Regions from separate parts of the Homo sapiens genome. Here region 2 is linked to region 1. Evidence: chromatin contacts called from ENCODE Hi-C or POLR2A ChIA-PET data. All regions are on one chromosome and are shown on one strand. The core of a region is the stretch at or near the end of the contact, and the rest is flanking DNA. Distances in the headings are between cores, read along the strand shown. Region 1 has its middle 42 kb from the start of CDH13. Region 2 holds the start of CDH13 (cadherin 13).

Region 1 (5,740 bases), core at 1,715-4,214:
CTCACTGCAACCTCTGCCTCCCAGATTCAAGTGATTCTTGGGCCTCAGCCTCCCAAGTAGCTGGGATTACAGGCATGTGCCACCATGCCCAGTTATTTCTTTGGTATTTTTAGTAGAGATGGTGTTTTGCCATGTTGGCCAGGCTGGTCTTGAGCTCCTTACCTCAAGTGATCTGCCTGCCTTGGCCTTCCAGAGTGCTGGGATCACAGGCATGAGCTACAGTGCCCGGCCCAAAATGTCATTTTCATATTTTCTCCGATTTATGCATCCTTAAGCATTGCTCTCATAGCCAAGGCAGGGCCACTACTGCTTACGGGCTCTTAGCCATGAAAACTGAAGTTGTGTTATCTAGAAAAGATAGTCAACATTGATAGGTGTGGCCTTGCCAACTAAGACGGAGAAAGCGATAACACATACTATCGTAAAATCCAAAAGGTGAATTGCATAATAAAAGTTCCGGACTTGACAGCAAAATGTCAACATAAAATCTTAAATATTTACTCAGCCATATGTTGACTGTAAAATATCAAGCATTCCCTAGAATGAAAGACTAAAGAATTACCCTCATAATACTGAAAAACAAGAAACCACCTAAATGTCTGTCAATAACAGATGGTTAAATGAATCTGGCACCTCCATCCTCTGGGGTAGCATACAGCCACCAAGAAAAATAAGCCACGTTATGTAAAAAGAGAAGTTGTAGAACAATATGTAGCATAAGACCCTATTTTTGATAGAAAAAAGAAACCATATGTTTCTATATGTTCCTATAAATGAAATGGTAAGCAAAAAGCTACAGATATTCACACTGAGCTGATAGCAGTGAATACCTCTGGGAAGAGCAGATGGCTAGGTGGGAGCAGGGCATGAATGAAAGGAGAGTTTCACATTTGGGGAATTATTTAGATGTTTGATGATTAGAATGTATTCTCTTACTTCTTGAACAATTTAAATAACCATATCAATTAATTATTTTATTTCTTAAAAAGGGCAAGAGGCAGCAATAAATCTTTCCAGAGGCTGTATGAGTCAGGGTTCTCTAGAGGGACAGAACTAACAGGATAAATGTATACATAAAGGGGAGTTTATTAAGGTGTATTGCCTCACACGATCTCAAGGTGAGGTCCTACAATAGGCCGTCTGCAAACTGAGGAACAAAGAAGCCAGTCTGAGTCCCAAAGCTAAAGAACTTGGAGTCCAACGTTTGAGGGTAGCAAGCATCCAGCACAGGAGAAAGATGTAGGTCAGAAGACTAAGCCAACCTAGTCTTTACACGTTCTTCTGCCTGCTTTTATTCTGGCCTCACGGGCGGCTGATTAGATGGTGCCCACCCAGACTGAGAGTGGGTCTGCCTTTCCCAGTCCACTGACTCAAATGTTAATCTCCTTTGCCAATACCCTTACAGACACACCCAGGAACAAGACTTTGCATCCTTCAATCCAATCAAGTTGACACTCAAAATTAAACATCACAGAAGCTGTGTACAAGGATAGTTAGGTTTTATCTAAATAATAGATACTTTATATTTAATAATGATTTATTATTAAAGTAATTATTAAATTAACATATTAAATTATTATTATATGTTATATATTAAATTATTGTATATATTATATATAATAAATTAAATTATTATTATATAAGTTAAATTATTAAATTATTATTAAATTAACCCAAACTATATATCTATATAAGCAAATACATATATGCATATATATGGAATTTTATATATATAGTAAGAATTTATTGACAACCATCTAATTTCAATTTACAGATTACATGGAGCAACTCATGATTCTTTTTCAGAACGTTTTTTTTTTCTTTTTTTCTTTTTCTTTTCTGCTTCCAAATAAACCCAAGTTGCATTTAACAAAAGAGCAATTTCCTACTACCCCTCCATCCTGGCTTTCCAAGGCACGCCCCTGGATGCCGGTTGAAGTGAATCAGCTCTGTACCCTGGGAGGTCCCAGCAGCCAGACCCCCTTCATGCAATTGGTGTAGGTGGAGAAAGCTCTAGTCATGACTGTGGAATTGAAAGAGAAGGCCACATGACGTGGTAGAATCAGCAAGGATGTGGGAGTCAGATCAACGTAATTTAGGATTCGCACTCTGCCAACTTGTAATTAAATGACCTGGCAGAATAATTCAATCTCACCTATACATTGAGGGATAAAAATAAATACTTCAGAGGGTTAGCATGAAGATTCAAGGACATATAGCAAACATCCAGCTAGACCTGGGCCTGGCAAGAAGTCGGACTGCAAACGTTGTCCCTTGCTATCCACCACCTTTGGAGGATGGGGAAGTCTGTCTTGGTCTTTCATGAGTGAGAAGCTCTGTGCTTTGGGTTAATAAAAGGTGGCATAGAGTAGTAGGGATGGTTTACTTACTAACTTTGTGCCCTTGTGTGTCTTGACCAGGATCGGATATAAATTCTATTATTGGAAGTTTCCAGGACCCTGGTAGACACACACCACCTTCCTCACATCTCTCAAGGCTTTTGTGTGATTTAAAGTACCCCACAACCCACATGAGCTTCATTCTTTATTTAGTCTAATTAACGTATGCTTTCCTTCCTCTTATTTTTGGGGCAAGGCCAATTGCATGAAATCAGTTTCTAGAATTCCTTAAAGAAAAATACCTTCCATTCCAATTGGCATTTAATTAGTTTAAAATTATGATCCTTATTAGTAAGGTATCATTGTCGTTCTTCTTGTTTTCTTTCCCACTCCTCACTGATATCTTCAGCCGCTGGTCAGACCTTCCTTAGTATTCGCAGTTTCTGGATGCTAGGGACACTGCTCAAAATTTCCTTGGGTGAATCAGAAGCTAAAATTAGGGCAGCCACTCTTCCCTTACAAAACGCAGGCTCTGTCCCACCCTCTCATCTCTGTAGTTTGCTCATTTGCTGCCAGTCCCTGCCAGCACCTCCCTTTGCCATCTGAAGCTTCCTACGCACCCAACAGACCACGATGAAGAGTCGTGAAGTGGAAGTAAATATTCAAGTGTCAGGCGGACTTTGCTACGCTCATACCAGAAAAAATTAGAGGCAGAAAGGGCGGGTGAGTATTGGCTAGGCTTGCTGTGAGCATTAAATTACATAATGTACGTAAAGTGCCCAAGATAGCACCTGGCACGTATTGCTGGTGATGGCAATAACTTGTCTCCTCTTTCTCCTCCTCCCCACTTCTACTCCTCCCCTTCTTTTCCTCCCTACTTCTTCTTCTTCTCCATCTCCTCCACTTTCTCCTCCTCATTATTATTATTTTTACATTAATAGCAGCCATCCTTACTTACGAGGCTCTTATTAAGCTAAGTGTTCACCTACAACATTGCATTTAATCCTCAAAATCACTTGGCAAGGCATACATTATTGAGCATCTCCAATTATGGCAAAGGCAATAATTAATAGTTAAGACATTGAACTGCTGAGTCCAAACACCCAAATTTGAATCATCACTTAGCATTTATTCAATGTTGGGCTCTGAGCAAACAGTTTCTTCTCCAGAAGCTTCACCGGTAAAACAGTAAAATAAATACAGTAGTTCCCAACTTGGGCTGCCAAGAGGCTCACAGGGCAGGGGCCTAGCGTCTGGCAAATAGTAGGGTTCTCCTTGTCATGACCTTTTCTCCTTATCCCCTTCTACCACTCCTAAGTCTGTAGACCAGCACTGCCTAATGGAATAATAAACATCTTGCAATTATGTGTGTTGCACATACAACTTAAATTTTCTAATGGTCACATGAAAAGAAAATAAAAACAAACAGAGGAGATCAACTTTAAAAATGAATTTTATCTAACCCAATATATCCAAAATATTATTATTTCAACATGTCAAGACGTAATCCATGCAGGAAATTATTAATGAAATATGTTACATTCATTTTTTTCATCCTAAGTGTTTGTAATCAAGTGGGGACTTTACATTTGCAGCACATCTCAGGACACACCAGCCACACTGGCCTCATTTCAGCAGCTCCATCACCACATGTGGATAGCGGCTGGTTTAAAATTATGATCCTTATTAGTAAGGCCCTATTGTCATTCTTTTTGTTTTCTTTCCCACTCCTCACTGATATCTTCAACTAGTCATACCTTCCTTAATATTCATGGCTTCTGAATGCTGAAGACACTGCACAAAATTTCCCCGGGTGAAACTGTCAGAAGCTGGACAGTGCTGGACAGGACAGTAAGAGATGAAGAGGATGGAGACAGGTCATTATGTAATTAAGTGAACCCTCCCAGGCTACATGACTCACACGTGGTTCTTTCAGGAGTCAGATCATGTCTGTCTCGTTCCACAGGCTGCCACAGTTTCTTGATAGTCACACAATCCATTAGACAGTGGATCAAGGGCCTAGTTTTATTCCTTCTAGATCTCCAAGTGGAATGATAATTATATTCAAAGGGGGGTGGGAGAGCCACCCCTTTGAATCTGGCAGGCTGCACCCCATCTCTCCAGCCGGCTGCTGTCACGCTGATGTGCACAGGCCTTTCTGTTTGGAAGCCACCTATCTCTCTCGCCCTCTAAAGAAACAGAAGGTTAGAGATGCAGCTGACCCCCACCTCCCTCACCGTTCTCTGCCAGAGCTCACCTCTTCCCAGAGGCTGGTATGTCCTTTCCACTTAAGACCAGACTCATGTCAGCCTTGGCAAGTCTGAGAGATCCTCAGCACACTTCAGGGTGTGCAATGACTGATCGGTGCTGGTCTCCAGGGACAGCGCGCCACTTGCTTACTCACCACAGTGAAGGACACATAAGCCTCGGGATTTCTCTTCAAATCACTTTGAATTGCTTGGCTCAAGTTCATGCATCTCTATCCCACCACACATGCTCCCTGATCCTTGAACACTCTGAAAAGCTTGTTGGTCTGGGATGATCTTCAGAACAGGAGCCCTGAGGGGTCTGTCTTCACCCTCCTATCCTATTCACTCAGAGGAGGTCGCTGGGAGCCTTGGATTGTTCTGAAAGGTGACAGTTTCCTACGGTCTATACCAACAATTCTCAAGATCTGGTTAGAGATCAAATTTTTGTCCATCCTCAGCAAATGGACAACATTTCTAGTTCTGACATAGAGCTAAATTTATTCAGCATGCAGGCTGATCTTTTTCTGGTGTTCCAGTCACACACTCTTGATATGCTATTATCATTGCAACCAATGTCAGTTAGGTAGGTACCCGGATGGCACAGCCTGTGTCCCTTAAGTGAAAAAAATCTAATTATCTTCTTTCACATAGAACTGAGGATCCTGGCATCCCGGAAGCATGTATCTCAAACACCTGAGCTAACCACTCATGTTAAAAAGAAATGAAAAATCCACAACACTGCATGTAATTTTAGATTCTTCTATGAAATAGTGGAGAGAGTAGATGGTGGTGTGGTGTTTGTCTTTGAATGTCCTTAATTGGCATAAGTTGACAATTCTATTTAAGTTCTCCAGAGTTATATATGTGTAAGTGCCCACACACAATATTGTATTTAATCCTTAAAACTGATCTGCAATGTAGACATATATAGAGCTAAAAAATCTCCATGTCTGGGAAATACTGATTGGATACTTGCATAATGACATGAGATGTGGAAATTCTTGAAGACTAACAAGTAATGTACAGGTGAACAACTTTTTGAGGGGCAGCAGTAGAGGAGAGTGACTCAGCTCTGCTCTCCGGACTCATTGCTTATTTCCTTTTCTGAAATGGGTGAACTAGCTCCTTTCTACCAGGACAGCATCACATATA
Region 2 (5,547 bases), core at 547-3,046, 42 kb before region 1:
TACACACATACAGCCTTGGGGTCTCTAGGGTACAGGACATCTGGAAAACTGGTTCACAGCCAGGCTTGGGATCCATGGCAAGACTCAAGGCTGTAGGGACCCCAAGATAATCAACCAGAAAAGCCTGGTAGAAAAGGAGCTATAACTGGGCAGTCCTTAATCGGGACTGTATATCCAAGAAAGAAGTCAGGAGCTTGGGAGCGGGCTCAGCAGCCGGGCACTTGAATCTCCCCTGGTACTATCACCCATCACTGCATTTCTGAGATGTTAGCCCATTTCCAAAGTCTAAACCCAACATTGCTCTAACAGTGGTCTCCCTTAGAAGTCTGCACCAGTCTCCCCATCCCAGACAGTCCCTACCTGGGAACCCAACTCCCTTCCCCTGCCTTTCACCCGCAAACTCTCACCTGAGCCTCTACCCCGGCCAGGAACTCAACACTCATTCCTAGCACCCTGAGGCACTCCCTGTCTCTTTCCCTCCTTACTCTGCCCGGCCCTGCCCTGCCCTGGCTCTTATCCACCCACTTGCAGGCTGCCAGCTCACTCCAAGTCCCAACGCCTGCCAGAGAGGCGATGGGGGACTGGATCGGGGTGCTCTCCGAAACCACAGGCCCCTGAGCAGCGCAGGGCGTGCCCCCCGCAGCGGCCAGCACCCCAGGCCTGGCCTCGGAGCGCTGCTTTCCTGCACTCAAACTTCCCGAAATCTCTGAGGTGCAGAGGTGACTGCAGGCGGACCGCATCTCCCTCGCCCCCTCTCCTGGTTGGCGTGCCCTTCCCTCGCGCCGTGGCGCTCTGAGGGTTAACAAGCAGCTGCAGCCCGGGTGGGCAAGGCTTGAACTTTTCTCTGCGCTCCGCTCCCGCTCAGGGAAGGCAGCAGAGGCGGCAGCCCGGGATCTGGCCGGAGCTCCAGCTGGCTGGACAATAGGGGTGCGGGGGGCTGGGGCCTGCGCCCTGGCGGGGGACACGCTCCGGCCCTTTCGGGCCCGGGGTCTGGGAGCAAAAGGACCCCGATGCGGGTGCGGCCGGCGCCGGCGCCTTTGAGCGACAGCAGCAGCCGGGCTGAGGCTCTCTGCTGCCCCGAGGCGCCTTCCAGCGGGCAGCCGGGCTGTACCAGGGGGCCCGGGCGCCCTGGGAAGTCGGTGGTGCCTGCTCGGCCTCTCCAGCCCCGCATCCCGCAATCCGGACCCGAGCAGCGCTTCGGCCGCTGGGCGTTGGGCTGGGGAAAACCGCGGCTCGTTGGAGTCGCCTCTAACTGAGTCTTTCTCCAATGCACCGAGCCTCCGGAGGAGGGAACCAAAGTTACCCCACTTGATGTGGGCGAGAATGTCGCCCCTGCTAGCAAAAAAGGACTGGGAGCTCTCTCCTCCTCCCGTTAACGAACGTACACACACACACACACACACACACACACACACACACACACACACGCACGCCAGAGTGGGAGCCTGTGTGTGGGGGGTGCCTAGGATCTCTGGGCTCGGAATGACCTCCCTACCGAGCCCCGATCTGTCTTCGCCGCCGCGACCGGAGGCCCCGACCCCCCGAAAGCCCCCTCACCCTGCCCGTGCCGGGCGATCCGAATGCAGAAACGGGGCGCAGAGCGCGCCCGGCAGCCCCTCTTCCCTACCTGGGACAGGAGAACGCACAGAACGAGCGGAGTTCTCGGCTGCATTTTGTCCGACTAGAAGCGCCCGGCGGCGTTTTCATTCATGCACGCGGCTGCACTGAGCATATTTTCCGTGGGAGCCAGGCTTTGAGGAGAGGCTCTGCCTCGCCAGCCAGCCAACTTCCCAAATAGATCAGCAGCAGCATCACGAAAGCATTGGGTAGAGGCTGATGACCAGGACCAATGGCTTTACAAGACGGATTCCTTCCTAACGCTCCCTCGTTTTGCATGGCAGATACGGGGTGAGCACCTCGCGAGGAGCGAGCCCCGCGGAGGTGGCATCCCATTTGCTTCTTTGGACTGTTGGGGCTCAGCCTCACAAATCACGCTGGGCAATGCCAGCTGATTCCACTTTTCCAGAGAATGGAATTGCACGGGGGACTGGCGGCCACTTCCAGCCTAGTGCAAAAAGATTCTCTTTATTAAAATGTTAATAAGATCCACTCTATTTCCAATAAATCAGATAAAATGGCCCCAGCAGTTCCAGCCCTTTCTACGCCTGGCAAGGCTTGGCAGTGGATTTTTTTTTTCTTTTTTCCTTTTTTCCCCCCACTGTGGCCCAAGTCATGATGGTGTTTGGTGCTTCCCTGCCATCTCACAAATCACAAAGATGACAGATCAATTCGAGCTTGCAGAAAAAATTCCATTAAGGGGCAATAGATTTTATTAACTGCTCAGGTGAGAGTCTGACTAGCCACCTACTCCTCAAATGTGCATCTGGCACCAAAGCTGGGATCTGGATCGGAAGGAACTTCTTTTTGTATATGGATGTTACCTTTCAGAAGCTCTGAACTACCTCCAGGTACTCAGAACAGCAGTAGTCACTGCTTAAGGGATTTTATAAATGGGGGGCTTTGGGACTGAGGGTAAGAGGGACATCTAGGTCTGCCTTCCCTAATAGGAATCTAAGAAAATGCAGGGAAGACCTTACTGTATCATTTCCATGCAGCCTTCCCTTAGAAAGAATTTAAGGTGTTTTACAATAAAGGACATTTGTGCAATAGAATTTATGAACCAAAATAGAAAATCTGGGCCAGAAGGAAAAGTTCAGCAAACTGAAATGACAAGCCCAAATTCTAATGTATTTGCTCTGATTTGGATAAGAGCTTCCTGATAGCCAAAGCAATAAAAGAAACATAAGTTACATAGTTTTGTTGTAGAAACATGCATACAATGTCTTTCAGCATTATTTTCCATGGGCTAAATACCGGAATAAATGCATTATGTAACACGTAACATAGCAGGACACTGAGCAATGGACCATGCCAAGATCCAGTGGATGGGGATGTATTTCTAGCATCTGGCACAGGGCCTGGAACATGGAGACAGCAATTAGTGTGTGTTAAAGAAATAGATGGCTAGACTCAATCAAGATGCAGCAGAAGGCAGGGAGGGGCAAGGAGTCTGGAGCCACATTGTCTAGGCACAGCCCCCGGATCTGCCACTTACTTGTAAATTACTCAAACTCTCTGCCTCCATTTGTTCACAGATAAAATGAAAACACAAATTCTACTGAACTCACAAGGTTGTGGTGAGGATTAAGTGATGACATAACCACTGAATAAATATAAAGTGATGTGCCTTTTAAGATTCCTTCATTGGCTGCTGTTTGGTCAGAAGGTCACCTCCTGTGGTCCCAAGGTCATTGATAAAGATGCAGTGATGTCTGAAGCTTGGCTGCTGTAGCCAGCACTGGCCCAACAGATGGCAATGTTGGCAAAACAACCCCCAGATGAAACTGGGAAAGGTGAATCTTGCTGCTTCACCCACTCATTTCCTTGCCTAAATAGGGTCATCTGTCCCTGAGCCTCTGATCAATACGGTCCGACAGATGACGTCACAGATCATGACACTTTGGAATCCATGTGTGTGGAGATCTAGCCTCACGTTTCCCACAGGTGGGAGTAAACCAGAGAACTTTGGAGTCAAACAGGCTTCAAATCAAGGCATCCTGAAATATCCGGACTTTTCTCCACTCCAGGGAAGGTGCCATCTTGTAATTCAGGGCCAGCTAAACTGAGTCCATGGCTTAGCAACACAAAGATAGGGAAAGAGAGCAGAGGACAGCTTGGGAGGTGATAAACCACAGTGAGGGACTAGACTGCAGAAGATGAGGATCTAGCTAGGTTTCCATCTGCAGCAGCTCAGTTAAGGGAAGCAGTCCCTCAGAAGAGGGAGTTTTCAAGGCTGTGTTCTAAGGACAGTTCGGTGCTGTCAGTTTTACAGTTCTGCTGGCCTTCTGTGGTCTCCCCATTCCCTTGTCCTTAGTGCTGATGACCAAATATTTCCAATTTTTCCCCTTTTGGGATCATGGTGGGATTGCATTTACTGGCCCCCTTGTTGCTGGGGTGGGGCAGTGTGTGTACATCTAGCCAATGAGCCATGTGCAAAAGTGCCATGTCCCTTCAAGCCTGGAGCATTTAATTGCCAGTGTCAGGCAGATTGGTTTCCCTGGACGTGCTTTTTGCCCCAGTATTTCCCCAAGGAGGGGAAAAATCTTGGGTGAGACAGCTTGGTTTGGCCAAGGGCAATTCTCTGGTTTGTCCTCAAATTCATCAACTATATATAAAAGGAGGCCATTGGCAGTACGACCAGTAATGAGAGTCTGTGATGCCCAGGCCATAGAAGACCTCATGAGTCTGATGCTACCAATTAAGATGGATGTCGTTTGGTGAAAATCCTGCTGACTCTGTCCCCTGCAAAGTCCTGCTCAGGCATTTGCAAAGGTCCCAGGCTTTTTTCCTGGGCTGTTCTGCTGGCAGGCAGAGTGGCTCCAGTAAACCTTGCCTGATTCCAGGTGGGTGTGCCCAAAGGGCCAGTCTTCACTCCTTCCTCACCTCAATCCCCACAGATTGGCTTTTAAGGAATGAGAGGAGTTGTCTTCTGGAGTCTCCCTAGGCATTGAGGCTCACTTCTGTAATCCCACGAGGTTCAAAACATGCCAAGCCTACTAAGGTGGAAAAAGATTTGTCAGAAAGATTAGACCTGAACTGAGATCTTCAGATTCCACATATATGAGGCAAGTCAGTTTGGTACCCTAAGACTCAGTATGTCATCAATAAAATGCGAATGATAACATGATAACACTCCCAGGACTGTTGTAAATATTGATGTTTCTCTTCCCCTCTATCATCTATTCCTCTCGACTTTCAGAGAACGTGCACTTCAACAAAGAACAAGAGATCATATTTTGTCCAACAAAGACAGAAGAAAAATTATTTCATTCCAATGATAAAAGGCTTCTGAAGAAGAAATCCATTCTTCGTTTTGCTTTGCTTTTTATTCAGTTCCCTAATAAGGGTTTTTTGGCTGATTAATTGATTGATGTGGCAAATAAATACTAAAGTTGAGCCCTACGTATCCCCACTCCACCGCCTACCCCGTATCATCCCCCGACCAAGCCCCAGCTGCTGTAGCATCTGTGGGCTCCTCAAGAAGCTGTGTCTGCCTTTAGACACATTCGAGGTTCACACCCCTTTTCCAGACGCATCAGCCTAGCTTTGGCACGGAGGGAATAATCCAACAGCCAGTAGCTGCCTCCTGTGGGTGCCAAGGGTTGAGTTTGTTTCCTGTCCTTGGCTGATGTTGATGAAGGCATTCCACAGTGGGTGGATGTGGCTGTGTGAGTGCGTGCATGTTCCTGTGTGTATGCATATAAGCACATGGGTGTGTGTGTGCTGGGGGGAGGGAGTGACTGGCATATAGTCCGGCAGAGATAATGTATTCAAATTTTGTTATGCTTTCAATGTGCTGCTATGATGAGGCATTTGTATAGAGCGGGATTAATCCAGCTAGGAGCCCTTATGCAACAACCCAGTGATTAGGCGTGTCTGGGGACCTGGATAACAGAGACCCACTTGGACAGCATGCAGGGAAGCCTG

Evidence for each region. A loop is a pair of places that touch in the nucleus more often than their neighbours do. ChIA-PET counts read pairs that join two places held with the same protein, here RNA polymerase II (POLR2A). Pooled maps may share reads with other maps.
Region 2: a loop to region 1 is called in a pooled map of gastrocnemius medialis, with 2.1 times the contacts of the local background. The contact joins the promoter of CDH13 here to the enhancer-like site in region 1. A Hi-C loop is called at or near these places in 1 of 168 maps with a recorded cell type or tissue (gastrocnemius medialis) and 1 of 50 pooled maps. POLR2A ChIA-PET finds 5 or more read pairs at or near these places in 1 of 52 experiments (OCI-LY7).

The regions. Positions count from the first base shown.
Region 1 is chr16:82,582,139-82,587,878 of GRCh38, reverse strand. No RefSeq gene overlaps it. Among named protein-coding and RNA genes, the nearest start is that of CDH13, 42 kb to the left of the region's middle. Within about 2 kb of position 2,964, at least 4 of the 41 ENCODE cell types and tissues checked have a DNase peak (open chromatin) inside an H3K27ac peak, as active enhancers do; they include gastrocnemius medialis, where a contact is called at or near this core.
Region 2 is chr16:82,623,218-82,628,764 of GRCh38, reverse strand. It overlaps CDH13 (cadherin 13), which reads right to left and starts at 1,796. Exons shown (of 14, transcript NM_001257.5): 1 at 1,628-1,796. The coding sequence starts at 1,672.